Regions from separate parts of the Homo sapiens genome. Here region 1 is linked to region 2. The links are chromatin loops, found by intact Hi-C in ENCODE. Cell type or tissue: endothelial cell of umbilical vein. All regions are shown on one strand. Links, peaks and the distances in the headings refer to the core of each region. The heading gives the core; the rest is flanking DNA.

Region 1 (8,328 bases), core at 110-8,109, 460 kb before region 2:
ACACAGGCTGGAGTACAACAGTGTGATCTTGGCTCACTGCAACCTCCACCTCCTGGGTTCAAATGATTCGCTTGCCTCAGCCTCCCGAATAGCTGGGATTACAGGCCCACACCACTATGACCAGCTAAATTTTTTTTTGGATTTTTAGTAGAGATGGGGTTTCACCATGTTGGCCAGGCTGGTCTCAAACTCCTGACCTCAAGTGATCTGCCCGCCTCTGCCTCCCAAAGTGCTGGGATTAGAGGCATGAGCCACTGCGCCTGGCCTCTTTTGTCCATTTTTTTCTCATTTTCAATCACATCTTGTCCCATTCTATACCTGGTTATTTCTGATTGAGTGGGGGCATCCCACATGAATAACTGTAGAGGAAATTGGAGGCTCTGGGAGACGTCACCTTCCTCCAGAGAAGACGGATCTTTACTTCTGGCAGGCAGCTAGGCCAGAGGCACCCACCACCCCAGATTGCCGTAATCAGGGATCACAGTGCTTCACAGCTGGCTTCACTTCTCACGATGGTCAGTCTACTTCCAATTGCCCTTACTCCTAGTGGGTGGCCCCTCAGGGACTCAACCCAAAGCTTGAGGGTTTTTTTGTTTGTTTGTTTGTTTTTTGAGACAGAGTCTTGCTTGAGGGACTCTTACCAGGGTCTTTCAGCAGGCCTTGAACTTCAGCTTCTGCCCTCAGCCCTGTGTGCCTGTGAAAAGTTCTGCTCAGTTCCTCAGCTCCCGAGCAGACGCGTCGAGGAAAAGTGTCCCAAATGCCAGGCTCACCTCTCTAGGTTCCCTCTTCTCCCAGATCTTGACCTCACAATTCATGACTGCCTTGCAGGCTCTTCAGTACTATCAGATTGTTTGTTTGTTTATTTGTTGAGACAGGGTCTCCCTCTGTCGCCCAGGCTGGAATGCAGTGGTGTGATCTCGGCTCACTGCAGACTCCACCTCCTGGACTTAAATGATCCTCCTACCCCAGGCTCCCACGTAGCTGGGACCACAGATGCACACCCCACCACGCCTGGCTTCATTTTTTTTTTTTTGACTGAGTCTGCCTGAACTACCCTAAGAGTTGCTAAAAGTAAGATTTACTCCCACATCATCTACAATACAGACATATTATTTTGTTAAGCAGAGTAATTTCTTTTCCTTTTTTTTTTTTTTGAGACGGAGTCTGGCTCTGTTACCCAGGCCGGAGTGCAGTGGCGTAATCTCGGCTCACTGCAACCCCCACCTCCCCAGTTCAAGCGATTCTCTCACCTCTGCCTCCCGAGTAGCTGGGACTACGGGTACGCACCACCACACCTGGCTAATTTTTGTATTTTTAGTAGAGATGGGGTTTCACCATGTTGGCCAGGCTGGTCTCGAACTCCTGACCTCAAGTGATCCACCCACCTCGGCCTCCCAAAGTGCTGGGATTACAGGCGTGAGCCACCATGCCCGGCCCTGAGTAATTTATTTTCTAAAAAGGAAAATACGTATTAGAGGACCACAAGATAAAATGGAAATCCCTCACCACGGCAGTTAAAGCCCTGACCATCAAGTTCCCATGTCCCTTTCTGCTTCCTTCTGACGTTTCCCTTCCTGAACTCAGGAAGCTGTAACTGGCCACGTGGCCCTGAAGAAAGGGCTCCTCTCTGACCTAGAGCGAAGGCCTGCCCCGCTGCCTCCCGAGCTCTGGTGACGGGAGCTGGAAGGGTGTCCTTCCTGTCCCTACACCCTGTCCCAGACACTGGAGGAATTCAGTGTGTGCTGACAAGCATGGGGGAGGTCCTAACCCTGAGTGTTGTGGGGGTGAAGGGGACCAAAGAGCCCCAGGAGCAGGTAACACCTCCTCTGCTGCCTGCTTGCTGGGAACACCTCCACTCCCTGCTTCCACCCCAGCCCGGGCACAGGGTCCCGGTCACTCCGTCCTCAGGACTCCAACGGCCTCAGCACAAACTCCCACTTCCTCAGCACCAGTTCAGTGTCCTACACCGAGACGTCGCGGTGCCACACGGAAGCACGGACTGCTCTGTCCATAGGAACAGTGGCACGCACGCCACGTGGCCAGTGTGGGCCAGCTCATCAGCACTCACGGCCCGCAACCCAGCCATGCTCACCACCACCATGTTCGTCTCCACGAAGGTGGGATCAACTGAGCAGACGGACAACACCAGCTCCTGGAGTCCTGGGCCAGGTCCTGAGGTGAGCAGAGGTGACCCCAGGCCCTGACCCTGACCCCATTGCCAGCAAGGTCACCCGGGAGGCAGGGGGCAGTTCGGTCACGGTAGGAGAAGGAAGGGCCCTGTGTCCTGACTTGGCCTTTGCAGTCACACAGACTGGGCTCTGCTGCGTTTAGCTATGTGATCTCAGACAAACCTATTGACCTCTCTGGGCCTCTGTTTCCTCATTGTGAAGTAGGGACATCATGGGATTGTTGGAGGACTCAGTGAGCAGATGGAAGACCCAGGTTAGAGGCTCTGCCAGACTCTGCAGAGCATCACAATCCTGGCCGTCCACCGAGGGCTTCCCCAGGCTGGACTCTGCGCTGAGTAGGGTCTGCTGAAGCAGCTGGTGCCCTGGGTCCCGCCCTAGTGACTCAATGGCCACCCTGAGTCCCAGGATCCAGAAGCCTGCAGGCCTGCTGGGGGACCCCCGACGGCACAGCTCAGGCCAAGTCAGAGGAAGCACAGGGAAGCGAGGGTGGGGCGTCCTGTCCAGGCACCTTGGGTGAATCTCTGGGCGTTCCCATGGTCTTGCCACAGTGCCTGCTTTGTGTCAACCAGTCCCACCAGGGCCACCGCAGCCAGCATCCCCACCTGGTGCATGCTTCCACCCAGGGCTTTTTGGAGGCGCCAGGCTTCTTCAATGAAGTCCTTGGGCCTCCCAGCCAGGGACCCCACTGGGGCGCCCAGGCCCTGGGAGGTGGAGAGGAGAGACTCCTGCCAGCTCACATCCCTGTCCTTGGGCCAGGGTGGGGACAGATGCGTAGCCCCATCTGCAGAGGTGTTAAAGGGGAACCTGGGGCCAGCTGCCAGGGATGGAGCTCAGGAATCCAACCCTGCCTCCTGCTGGGGCGCCCCACCCCACCTGTCTGTGGGAGGCCAGCCCAGGGCTTTCCCACCTTGGAGAGGCAGAAAGACACAGAGTCACAGTGCTCCACAATGTAGGTGGGCGGGACATGCAGGGCCAGCACCACGTTCATCAGCTGGGCCCTGTCCAGGTGGACCCAGGCCCCATAGGTCTGGGCCAGGAGGTGCACCTGGGGGTGAGGTGCAGGCAGAGTCAGAGGGGCCAGGCCTGAGGGAGGCATAGAGGGAGGAGGGTCCTGGGCTTAGCTGCCTGAGGAATCAGGAGGGATCAGGAGACCTGGCTGGTGACTGGCTCTGGTGATCTGGGACCCAAGCAGTCAGGCTGTGCTGCCTAAGCCTCCATGCTGGGCTCTGGGAGGATCTGGGGGTGCACATTTAACCCAGCTTTGTCGCACACTGAGCATGGGCCAAACGACCGTGGGCCAAGGGTAAATGTGTGTCACCTCATTTAGGCTGCACAACAACTCGAGGGAGACGCCGCTGCTCCCATTTCACAGGCAAGGAACGCAAGGCTTGGAGAGTTAGGCTGCTGCCTAACTAGTGTCTGGTAAACAGCAGAGCTCAGACACTGCGGCCTCCTCACCTCGCACGTGGGTGGCAAGGACCAGGTGGAGGGCACTCACACGAGCTTGTTCCTGCAGCCTCATGGGGCACACGTTTCTGCGCCAGGGCAGCAGGTCCTGGTGCTGCTCTGGGACTCAGCTCTGGGGACTTGGGGGTGGGGGCATCTCTGCTGTTGGGCTGGTGCAGGGACTAGGGGCCCTGACCTGGGGTAATAATTCCCTTTGTGTCTCAGCCTAGGACCACACATGTGTCCTTCCTGTGACAGGTCTGGCCGCTGATGGGTGCCCATGGCATAAATCAGAGGGGACTGAACCCCAGGATGGGCCAGGGGCACAGGAAGCCAGGATCAGGCTGGTGGGGGGCACACAGTGGTGGGGCTGGGCCTACCTGGCGTAGGTAGTTGATGGGGAGGATCCGGACCCCCGAGATGCTGTGTGAGTTCTCCAGGCAAATGAGCTCGCAGACCTGGTGGTAGGGACTCTGGAGGCCCCGCGTGATCATCCTCTCCAGCTCAGCCAGTCCAGAGTGCAGTGGGGCAGCTCTGGGAGGGAGTGGGAGTGCACTCCAGCCCTCTGTGGGTCAGGAAGAGGATGAGGGCTGAGGGGTCCAGGGGCACCTCTTGGCGGAGTGGGGGGCTCCTCTGGAGTAAGGAGCCAGACCCTGAGTCCTGTGTCTGCTCCCCCGAGGCCTGGGCCTTGGAGCCTTTCCTCTGTTCTGTGCATCTAGACAGACGTCCCAGCTGGGGGGCACTGGGCCCCTCCCCTATTAACTCTTCAGATGCTGCTGTCTGGCTCCCGTCGGGAGCGCGGGAGTGCTCCGAGTGTCCACTAGAGGGCACCAGGCACCAAGCACCGCCCAGGTGTCTGCCCGGCAAGCCTGGGGCCAGCCCCAGCCGCTGCCGCCCCCACGTGGCAAATCTGGGGCTCTGCTCTCCTTCCTTCCTCCCCTGGAGAGGCTGCCATCCCAGCCAGCTTCTCCATGGCTGTCCCTTTCTCCCCTCCGCAGGTCCCAGCCTGGTGCCTGGGAAGGGGGTTTGCCCCTGAGCAGCCTGTGCTGGCTGGAGGATGCCCAGGGCCCCAGGTGAGCAATGCCTGCTCCTTACCTGAGCCACCCCACCCTGCTCATAGACGTGGAGGTGGCACTCCTGCCCAAGGAGGAGCTGGGAGCCCCGGCGCCAGCAGTGACACATCACTGAGACAGAAGGAGGGCAGGTCTTGGCATTGAGTCTGGAGGCATGTGGCCCTGCTCAGCGTGGCTAGGCTGAGCCCTAAGGCTACAGTCAACTCACAAATGCCTGAGGCCGGCAAGGAAACAGCACCTTCAAGACACCTCAGTGCTACGTGCCAGAAGACCATCCCATTAAACACACAAGTCTAGGATAGCTGTGCTGCGCTGGGAATCGCTGGGCCACACCCAGCCTGCACACCTGCGCCTGGAGGCCCCTCCACAGAGCATCGCCTGCTGGAGAAGCTGCTGCAATGCTGCTTCTTGGTGGACACGCAGCCGAGGCACCTGCAGTCGTCAGACCCTGGCAGGAAACAGACGGCACACACACACTGGGAAACTGGCAGTGTTTAATCATGGGACGGTTTATAGAGGGGAGGCAGGAGCAGGGAAGCCCGGAGAACAGGCCTGAGGGGTGAGAGGAAGGTGTGGCTGCAGGAACCCGGAGCCAGGGCTATGTGGAGAGGTCCCTGACGCTGGCCCAGAGGCCCTGGGGACCCTCGGAAGAGGAGCTAGGGAGGAGCAGACCTGCAGCCCCCACTGTCCTCCTCCCCCATCTCCTTCCAGGGCTCCCCACCAACCCAACAGAAATGGAGGAATGTGGTCCATGAGTGTCAGAGCCCCCCCATATGCACTGAGGACCTGCTAGGCAGACAGAAGTCGCCCTGCGCTCACCAGAGATGAGGTTGGCCATAGTGTTGGAGGGCACAAAGAGGGTGCGCCCCAGCCCTAGCAGCTCCACAGCCATTTCTTGCAGCTCTGCGGAGGGACAGGGAAGCCGCTGTGCTTGCACACTCGGGTGTCAGCACCGTCCATGCTGCTTTCCCTGTGTCACTTGGGCCAGAGCACGCCCTGAGCCCAGGTGAGGCCCCTAGCCCGAGGCTCCGGTGAGCAGCTGAGTGGGTTTGGAGCCCCATCCACCAGCTGCACACTCTGTGGGCTTAGCAACCACACATCCAGCCCCACAGGGCCCTCAGTCAACTCTGCACCCCACCTACCCTGGGCCATGGCCTCTCCCCGCTCCCCCCAAGAACCTCTCTTGTGGTTTGAACCTGTCCCCGGCAGACCTCACACCTGTCTCACTTCCTTTCCCCTCAGCCCTTTGCAGGTGGGGCCTGTGGTTTCTCTGCTGACTTCCTTTCCTCGTCAGGAGGGATGAGTGGGGGGCTGGACGGGGTGTGAGGGTGCAGCTGGAGGGTGAGGAAGGCTCCCGCTCTTGCTGTAAAGCCCACTGTGGTCCCCCCAACTGTGGCATCAAGTCCTTAGCATGACACTCAGGGCTGGAGTGACCTGGCCTCTGCCCCCCCTCCTCAGAGCCTCCTGCACTCTCCACACCTGCCACATCCCCACCTGCGCCCTGAAGACCTTTCTCACCAGTCTGCTTCTGCTCCTGAAGACCCCTGCCCTGTGAGCCGGCGCTCCCTTCCCTGCCTGGGATGCTTCCACTCAGCCTGCAGGAGGGCTCCTCTGTGAAGCCCCCTTCCCCGTGAGCCACAGCCTCGCCCCATCCTCTGCTTCCCAGGGCACCCTCTCTAGACTCCCATCAACTCAAGCGCCTCCCCAGCCTCTCCTTGAGCGGCAGTGACTTGTTGACATGTGAGGCTGCCTGGGAGCATGGAGATCAGCATCTCCAGCAACGCTGGGCAGCAGCTGGATACATGCTTAGCCCCAGCCATCCCTTAACCCCTTAGCAGACGGGCCCTCGGGATTCAACTGGTGACCCCATGGCTTGTCCTGGCCTAGCTGAGGGGTGTGCACACCCCAACAGTCAAAGTGGTTCACTATGGCAACTCACAACCCAGGGCTGGGGCTGGGGGTCGCTGTACCCTGGAGACACTCCCTAGGTTATTAGAACCCACTCCTTGCGAGGTGCAGCCTGTAGAACCTGCCCCTTTCTACATCTATTTTCCATTTGCCTTCTGTGGGGGAAGGCAGTGCAGGAGAACAGTTGTGGGTTTCAGAGTCAGAAGACCCGGGTTCAAACCTTGGTTCTGCCATTTACTAAGTATGGGGCCTGGAGCGCCTCCCTCCACATCTCAGAACCCTCCTCTGCAAGACTGGACATCACCCATCTCAGGGGGCAGCTGGGTGACAATGCAGGACACACACAACCACCTGGTGAGCCTATAGAAATGCAGGTTCTTCTCGGCAGGCCATGTGAATCTGCATTTCTTTTATTTATTTATTTTTATTTTTATTTTTTTTTTTTTGAGATGGAGTCTCGCTCTTGTCGCCCAGGCTGGAATGCAGTGGGACGATCTCAGCTCACTGCAACCTCTGCCTCCCGGGTTCAAGTGATTCTCCTGCCTCAGCCTCCTGAGAAGCTGGGATTACGGGTGCCCACCACCACGCCCAGATAATTTTTGTATTTTTAGTAGAGATGGGGTTTCATCATGTTGGCCAGGCTGGTCTCGAACTCCTGACCTCGTGATCCGCCTGCCTTGGCCTCTCAAAATGCTAGGATTACAGGCTTGAGCCACTGCGCCCGGCCGGAATCTGCATTTCTAACTTTCAGGTAACAGCAGCACGCACGCAGACGGCAAGCCTATCCTGTGGCAGGTGTTCATTACACCCATTTATGTCGGAGGTTGCAATTTTTTGAATTTTTGCCATCAGACCTTGGCGATGACCTTGAGCAGTAGGACATAAATACCTCCCAGATGCTTAGCGTTCCAATAATGGAACACTAGGCATAAATGGGTTTTAAGCGCCAAGGGAGCCACTTCCCCTGCGTCCCAGACCATCACGGACAGCGCTCCGCTGCCGCCTCCACGACCCCCGGCCTGCACGCCGGTCTTCGCCGTAGTCGTCGTCCCCCACGACCGCCTCGGCCATGACGCACCTCATGGCCGGCCCGGGCCTGGTCACCTTGTCGCTGCGCAGGCCCACCACGTAGGCTGCGACCCCCGCGCTCCCACACCCCGCCCGGAGCGCCCCATGTACCGGGGCCGCCGCTCGGGCCAGTCTGCGGAGCATGGCGCGGGCAGCGCCCGACTCCCCACCCCGGCGGGAGCTGCTGACTCCTCTACTCCCCAGCGAAGGCGGCGAGAGCGACGTGGTCGGTGCGGCCAGAATTCCTAGAGCTGGGAAGCAGCCGCCCTGGGCCGGGGGTCCAGGGAGCGAGCCCCGTGGCACGCTGGGAGTTGTAGTTCGCGCTCCCTCGCGGCGGGCGTGCGCGAGCGTCTGCGAACGGGCCCCGTGGCACGCTGGGAGTTGTAGTACGGGCTGCGTCGCGGCGGAGAACCAGCGAGCCCGTGATGCTGAAGCAGAAGGTTCTGCTCATTGAAGGAGAAACCGAGGCCGAGCGAGTGTGTGTGTGTGTGTGTGTGTGTGTGTGTGTGTGTGTGTGTGTGACAGAGTCTCGCTTTGTCGCCCAGGCTGGAGTGCAGTGACGCGATCTTGACTCACTGCAACCTCCGCCTCACAGGTACAAGCAATTCTCCTGTCTCAGCCTCCCGAGTAGCTGGGATTACAGG
Region 2 (8,328 bases), core at 90-8,089:
AGGAAGGCCTGTTTCATGGTTTCCAGTGTAAGTGGTGAGGCAGCGTCAGAGGTGCCCACAGAAGCAAGGGGTGAAACTCCTGGGAATGCTCAGCTTCCTGGGCCTCAGTCCAGTCCTCACCAAAGGCTTTCCTGCAGCCACCAGAACGCACACTCCCAGATATCCGCCAGTCACAGTCTGTGCCACATGACTGCCTGGGACACACACCAGAGATGGCTCCCTAATTTCATTAGCTAGCCAGCTCACTTCTCTATCTGCCCCACTTGGAGCCCCTATAGCTCTAGGCCTTAGGCAGCTACTTCTCTAAGTGGCTTTCCCCAGCCTACACAGGTCTGACACCCCAGTTAAGGTGTCCAAAGGAAAACAGCTTACTGCTACTGGATCGCCTTAGTTAACTGACGCGTATACATTTCAGAAAGTGAAATCCTGTACTACATGAGTATATTATTTCTGCTTGATTAAATAGTATTTAGGATCATTCCTACAAAATGCATCAGATCGTCGATGAGAAACATGAATTCTCTCCTATAAGAAAGTCCGAGCAAATGTAATGCCTGCTTGAGAAACAAATGCAGGGTGAGCCTGAGTACCCGTATGGATGGATCCTCAGGGATGTGCAGAATCACTTCCGTCTTGGCGCTTTCGATACCGGAAAACCATTTTAAGTTCCAGATTAAAAAATAATAATAACCTAAAGACTACTTCCTGACTCACAACTTCAGATGCAGTTCATGAGTTACAAGTCTTCCCAAATTCACTGGCTGAGTACTTTGGATGCACTCACGTTCCTGGTGTCTGCGTTTCCTTGCTGTTCTATGGTAACTGACAGAGAATTAATCAAGAGAAAAACAAAGGGCACACTGAATTCTGAATATGTGTGTGCAGACACCGGAATATACAGAAAGGAAACGTACCAAAATATGAATCCTGATTATCTCTGGGATAAGTGTTTATGAGAAATTTGTTTTTTATACTTTTCTGTATTTTACCAATTTTCTGCAGTAAAGGTGTATTACCTTTATAGTCAGAAAAAAGCCATTTTTTTTTACATTTTTAAGATCGAGGTAAAATTTACATTTAACAAAATGCACACACCTTAAGTGCACAGTTCAATTTGTTTTGATGAGTGCATATACCCTTGAAGCACCACTCAGATTAATACAGAATATTCCTGCCATCCCTGTAAGTTCCCTATGGCCCTTCCTAGTCAACCCCACCCCACCCCGCCCCAGCAACCACCTCGGAGGCAGCACTGTCATGATTTCGGCTAGCACACTAGCACAGCTTAGTTTGCATGTTCTAGATGCTCACGCATGGAAGCACACGGTGCCCACAGTTTCTTTCACTCATCACAATGTTCGTGAGATTCATCCGTGCTGCTGCACGCTAGCAGTTCATTCCTTCACACTGCTGAGTAATAGTCTATTACCTCGACCTGTTTATCCAGTCACCTGCTGGCAGCCATTCAGGGTATTTCCAGCTTTTGGTTATTTTATATAAGAATGCTATAGATATTCTTGTACAAGTCTTTGTATGGACATGTTTTCATTTCTCTTAAGTAACTAGGAGTTGAATTGCTGATGAAACTGCCAAACTTCTTTCCCAAATGGTTATATTATTTTATTCTCACTAGCACTTGCCAACATGAGGTACCATCAGTCTTTTTAATTCTAGCCATCATAGGGGATGTGAAGTACCGTTTCATGGTGGTTTTAAATTACATCCCCTACAACTAATGATGTTAAGCATTTTTCATGTGTCTACTACACATATGGCTTCTTTTGTAAAGTGTCCAAGTTTTTTGCCCATTTTCTTATTTGGGCTGCCTTTCTATCATATATTCTAGATACAAGTCCTTTTTCAGATATATTTGTTACAAATATTTACTTCTAATCTGTTGCCTGTTCATTTCTTTTAATAGTTTTTAATAGTTTTATCTTTTACAAAAGCGGAAGTTTTAAATTTTTATGAAGTCCAACGTATCCGTTTCATTTAAGCTACGAGTGTTTAAAATGGAAAGAGGGGAAACTAATCCAAAATACCAAATGGACAATACAGAGACTGGCCGTGGTGAGCTGGCTGCCTTCTGTGGAGGACTCAGCCTCACTATACCCTGAAGGCACTGCCCACAGGAGTCTAAAACAACAAATCAAACAGTCCTACGAAGCCAGACAGGAAGACTTAGGCTTAGAAAAATACAGACATGTAGTGAATTGGAAACAGCTCATTTATTGCATTAAGCAGTCAGAAAACGGTCTGGGAACCCCATTCAAAACTAAACTCTCAAAGTCACTAACATTTCATGAAAATAAAAGGAAAAAAAAAAGCAGAGTCCTTGTCCTTTTATACTATCATCGCATTTCTACATTTTCTTCCCTTAAGCATTAGGAAGGTGCAAATAAGCTCACGATTATCCTCAGACATGACTGGACACTCCAGCCCTTTGAAATCGTATCAGCAGCATTCATTAAGCTTTTCCTTTACACAAAGGAAAAACAGAAACTTTAAAATGCACACCGACAGTGGACAACAGAGGGGAGTAATTCACATAAAAATTTAGGAGCAGTTTAAGGCTTTCTGGGACCTTTGAAGTTCTCCAGTTCAATTTTTTTTTTTTTTTTTGAGACGGAGTCTCGCTCTGTCACCAGGCTGGAGTGCAGTGGCGCGATCTCAGCTCACTGCAACCTCCACCTCCCGGGTTCAAGCAATTCTCCTGCCTCAGCCTCCCGAGTAGCTGGGACTACAGGTGTGCACCACCACACCCGTCTAATTTTTGTATTTTGAGTAGAGACAGGGTTTCACCATGTTGGCCAGGATGGTCTCGATCTCTTGACCTCGTGATCCACCTGCCTCGGCCTCCCAAAGTGCTGGGATTACAGCCGTGAGCCACCGCGCCCGGCCTCCAGTTCAATTTTTTAAACACTGGAAGAAGCTCCTATGTTCAGGAGGCCTTGCGGTGAAGGATGGAAGGCAGACATTATGGGTGTGTATGTGCTTGCTAGAATTAGAAAGACACAAAGCTGACTTTTTCCTTCAATGTGCCACGTAAGCATAATTAAGGCCTGGGTGCTTTAAGGAATTACAACCACAGAAGCCACCTGGCAGCAGGGCAGACTCACCTTTCCTCTGTGGATCCCAGGTTTTCAATTTCATTAGCTACTTCTGCTATCTCATCCTTCAGCCTCTATAAAACAGACAGTCCAGAGTCAGCAGGAAAGGCAGATGCAGATCAAATTAAAACTTCTAAAATCTCACATAACTCCCTCCAACCAAAAACAAAATAAAGCAAAATGAAACAAAATATGACAAAAATGCAAAAAGTAAATTAGGAAAATTCATGTTTCAGAAATATTTATTGAGTGCCTACCAAACAGTAAGCATTCCAGAAAACACCAAGGTAGAAAAGAATACAGCCTCTGACCTCAAGGAGTTTACGGTCTAGGAAAGTTTATAAGCATATATGCTGTGTGAAAAACAAAACCTGGCTGCCTCATCACAATCTTTCAGAACAAGTCTGCAGCTTACTAAACACAAGCATGCCAGAAAATTCAGAGGACAAAGTCTCCTACCCAAAGCCCAGGCTGCAGAGCCTGCAGTAGCTGTGCCAGGGCAACAATGCCACCAAGCGGCTGGCAAAGGGAATGTCTGATCAAATCGGCTGTGCATCCGCACCCACCCTCCTCATTCCAGCACACTGTTGGTCAGAATGGATGGGCTCTCACGGGGAAGTGGGGCTTAAGTGGAGAGCTGCTTAGCTTTCTCACGATCTACCAGTGAAGCAGAAATCAAAGGATCAGGGAGAACTATCAAAATATACTTAAATCAACTCCAGAGAAAGTCAAGTCTTTCCTCATTTTGCTACTTTGGGCAACAGGATTCCCTCCTTAACCCCACTCCTAATGTCTTGTGAAGAATTCTGAAAGAATAACATTTGCTGTCTTAGGGCGAAAATAATCCAACTATTGGCTTCTAGACTTATTTCCTACAAGCTTGATAGTTACAAAAAGGAACTTGGAAAAATTGTAATTGTAAAATTGCTATCACTAAGTACATCTATAGGGACCAGAAATTATGCTGTCTTTCATGCTAAGTCCTTCCAACTGTGTAGCAGGTGTTTTCATGATCTGACAGATGAAGAAACTGAAGTTCAAGGAACCGGAACTCTCTTGTCTCAAATCATTCAGCCAGTAAGCGGCAGAGCCAGAGCCAGGGCGTGGGCCGAGCTTCGCCTGAAGCCCACATTCTCATTGCCTCTCCTCATCCACTCTGCTCCGCAAGGGCAAACACAGCAGAGAGGACTACTCAGGAGACAGGAGTCTTGCAGGCTATCTCCAGCTCCGACAACCGACCAACTGGGTGAACCTGGACAAGCCACTCAACCTCTCTGACACTGCATCTCCTCAGCTGTAGAGGAAAGGTGACTGATTATCAACACCTACGCTTTGTGCAGAGCTGTAGTGAGGGCAGGTCAAAAGTGTCTTGAGGAGACACTCTGCAAAGGACACCCTTTCATACAAATGGAACTGTCACTGTGGTTCTTACGTTGGTGAAACCACCATGCCACTCTCCTACCTGAATGTCAGCCAGCAGCTCCTGTTTTCTCCGTCGGATGTTCTCCAGTTCTTGACGCTCCTCTGCTGTCAGGTCACTGGGAACTACAAAAATGGAGGGCAATGTTACAAGAAAGCTTTTATCTCGCCAAAAATCAAGGAAGATCCAGAGGCCACAAAAGGAGAAAGATATCAAGAAAGAAACTAGAAGTCAGTTTCAGAAATGACTGAGTGATAGAAATAGTTATGGCTCCAATTCTTATCAGATTTCTAAGAAAGGAAGGCCCTTAAATCACACAGAAAAGCTCTGAGAAACTCTTGGAAGGAAAAACGAGAGAGAAGAGATTACTGAAGGTTAAATTAGGTTGGCTATGAATGAAAAAGGATGAATATTAGCTGAGCGCCTGGCCATTTTCATCCCTTCCAGCTGGGAGACTTCAGGCTGACATTTAATTAATCTCTCTAGGCCTCAGCTCCCTCATGGTCAAAAACAGAGTCTCCGAGATGGAAAGATGTCCATGACCCCCTGAGGTGGGGAGGGGAGGCAAGAGGCAAAGCAACGTGTACGAACAATTTTGTGCCATCTCTGGGAGGGGTTTGGAGAAAGAGACTATGTATGCACTGAGAAATAAAAAAAGTCTAGAATATACACCTAAAATCAGTGCTTAACTCTGGGAACTGGGACTATGGGACTTTCTCTTTCTGCTTCATACCTTTCTTCATTGTTTCGATGTTTTACAATGTGCTCTTATCATCAGAAGAAAGTTACTTAATTCCCAGATCACAGCTCTCACCACAAAATACTTCTGCCATCCTCCAATGGCTCAATCTCCCCCACCTATACCAACAGGAGATTTGGACAGACACCCTCTAAAATGACCCTTCAAGCATGCTATGGGAAGCCATGTGGGCAAATGAGAAGAACAAGCATTAGAATCAAACAAACCAGGTTCAAATCCTAGCTCCAATCTACCAAATATCAAATTAGGTCACTTCAGACAAGTTATGTAACCCACTTGGGTCACATTTCATCATCAATGAAGTGGTCCCACCATCACCCACTTGATAAGGCTGCTGTGAAGATGATGTAGAGTAATTAAAGTGCCTCAAACCCTGCCTGGTGCTGAGCAGAAGCTCAGAAGTGTTGGCTCTTGTTCCCTCCATGGCACAGCAAAGGGCACCCACACTCTCAAGGGTAGGGGTGGTTTGAGGGTCCTTCTATCCTTCAGTGGGTGCCTATGTGAGCCTGAGCTGCACTGTACAATATGGCGGCCAGGAGCCCCACGTGACATTAACCACTTGAAATGTCACCACCCAGTTTGAGATGTGCTGTAGGTAAAAAATATACACCGAGGCCGGGCACAGTGGCTCATGCCTGTAATCCCAGCACTTTGAGAGGCCGGGGCGGGCAGATCACGAGGTCAGGAGACCGAGACCATCCTGGCTAACATGGTGAAACCCCGTCACTACTAAAAATACAAAAAATTAGCTGGGCGTGGTGGCAGGTGCCTGTAGTCCCAGCTACTCGGGAGGCTGAGGCAGGAGAATGGCGTAAACCCGGGAGGTGGAGGTTGCAGTGAGCCGAGATCCCGCCATTGCCCTCCAGCCTGGGAGACAGTACAAGACTCCATCTCAAATAAATAAATAAATAAATAAATAAATAAATAAATAAATAATATATATATATACACACACACACACACACACACACCAGACTTTCTATAAAAACAAAGGAAAATGACTTTTTAATAATATTTTATATTGATTGCACATTGATATAACTTAATGAAATGTATTATTTTAATTGATCTCAAAGGAACTAGTATGAAATAAAAGTGCATCTATGGCTCATATTATATTTCTAGACAGCATAGAGTTGGAATTAACATCTCTGCTTGAGAGCACAGTTAGGATACACATACTTTCCTTCTGCCCATGGCATTAAAACTTAATCTACTACATTCACAGAGCAGTTACTTTCCCCAAATATTTCATAAAAATCACAAGAGGGTAGAAACAATAGACTACAGTGAAGTGTACAGTGGGTTAATTAGCTACATTAGAAAAGCCGACTTTTCCTTTTTTTTTTTTTTTAACCTAGGTTTTCCCCAACCTTCTCTAAAAAAGTGTTTTTTAAACATCTCAAAATCCAAAATAAGAAAAGCATTTTAGTCCAGGCCTTGTAGCTCACGCCTGTAATCCCAGCACTTTGGGAGGCCAAACCAGGCAGACTGCTTGAGCCCATTGGGACCAGCATGGACAACATGGTGAAACCCTGTCTCTACTAAAAAAAATACAAAAATTAGCTGGGCATGGTGGCACATGCCTGTAGTTCCAGCTACTCGGGGGGCTGACGTAGAAGGATTGCTTGAGCCTGGGGTGCAGAGGTTGCAGTGAGCCAAGATCGCACCACTGCACTCCAGCCTGGGCAACAGAGCCAGACAAGAAAGAAAGAAGGAAAGAAGGAAAGAAGGAAGGAAGGAAGGGAGGAAGGAAGGGAGGGAGGAAGGAAGGGAAGGAGGAAGGAAGGGAGGGAGGGAGGGAGGGAGGGAGGTAGGAGAGAGAGAAAGAGAGAGAGAAAGAGAAAGAAAAAGAGAAAGAAACAGAAAAAGAAAAGAAATGCATTTTACATCATGACCCAATCTCCACCATACATAAAAGTATCAAAAATAATATCTCACCATGTCTGTTATTTCACTGTGAGCTTTCTTAACAGTGGTTTAGTCCAGTAAACTGATTTTATGGCTGCATGCGGTGGCTCACACCTGTAATCTCAGCACTTTGGGAGGCCGAGGTGAGTAGATCACCTGAAGTCAGGAGTTCAAGACCAGCCTGGCCAACATGGTGAAACCCCGTCTCTACTAAAAATACAAAAAAAATTAGCCAGGCATGGTGGCAGGTGCCTGTAATCCCAGCTACTCAGGAGGCTGAGGCAGAAGAATCGCTTGAAGTTGGGAGGTGAAGGTTGCAGTGGGCTGAGATCGTGCCACTGCACTCCAGCCTAGGCAACAAGAGCACAACTCTGTCTCAAAAATAATAATAATAATAATATAAAAAATAAAAAATAATTATTTCATAATCAATTAGGTAATCGTATAATTACCTAATATACTGAGTCCTGTGGTTTGAAAAACACTCTTCCTTTAGAGGCTGGAAGAGACAGCCACTCTAAAGATCCCAACAGACCAACTAAATCCAACCCAGGTCACCTTCACAAGAGTGGGCCTTAAACTGCGTCCCTGAGAACTCAAGGGTGATCACTCAGGTGTGTGTATTGGAGGACGGAGCCTTAAATAAGTTCACCTACACACCTGCTCTCCAGTCCCATTCCTGTGTCAAGACCCAGGACTCCAGCTCAGCAATCCATCAGCATTATGTGGATTCTAACCCTGCACCCCCGCCAAACCCACCACCCCAAATGTTTCTTCCCAGGCTGAACAGTTCTCCCAACATTAAAAAATATATATATATATATTAAAATGGCTGCTTCAGGAAAAAGTCAGACAAATAAGTGAGCTCTGGTTAAAGCAAAAGCCGTTTTGAAAAACAACATCAACTCTACTGATGCGTACACCGTTCTACAGAAACGCATGTTTAAAGCAGTTCACTCTGATTTTTCTGTGCTTCACAGCCCAGAAAAATTTCTAGTCCAAGTAGAAGACCCCTTTAAGAAATTAATTTCTTCAGGTTCTAGAAGATACATATTCATTCCAATATAACATGGTTTTGAAATTAAGGCAACATTCATTTTTTAAAAACAGCTGCTCCGCAAGAGGCT

Evidence for each region. A loop is a pair of places that touch in the nucleus more often than their neighbours do. Peaks named below come from ENCODE experiments on the same cell type or tissue, not always from the same donor. Only the 100,000 strongest peaks of a DNase experiment are listed, where the experiment ranks them.
Region 1: it touches region 2 in a loop (3-fold over the local background); 3 of 110 quality-filtered maps call a loop at or near these places.

The regions. Positions count from the first base shown.
Region 1 is chr17:78,246,589-78,254,916 of GRCh38, forward strand. LOC105371910 (a long non-coding RNA gene) reads left to right here and starts at 1,728. Exons shown (of 2, transcript NR_164160.1): 1 at 1,728-2,177; 2 at 4,634-5,903. It also overlaps the pseudogene THA1P. RefSeq lists silencers at 1-87, 7,622-7,771 and enhancers at 3,475-4,120, 4,302-4,351, 6,815-7,533, 7,534-8,251, 7,802-8,071. In endothelial cell of umbilical vein, for the core only: a CTCF peak has its summit at 4,487 (motif pointing right); DNase peaks (open chromatin) are centred at 4,463 and 7,993; H3K4me3 peaks cover 801 bases.
Region 2 is chr17:78,705,078-78,713,405 of GRCh38, forward strand. CYTH1 (cytohesin 1) reads right to left here. Exons shown (of 14, transcript NM_004762.6): 2 at 4,573-4,655; 3 at 3,120-3,184. Among named protein-coding and RNA genes, the nearest start is that of CYTH1, 73 kb to the right of the region's middle. In endothelial cell of umbilical vein, for the core only: a CTCF peak has its summit at 3,623; DNase peaks (open chromatin) are centred at 2,154 and 3,554; H3K27ac peaks cover 855 bases.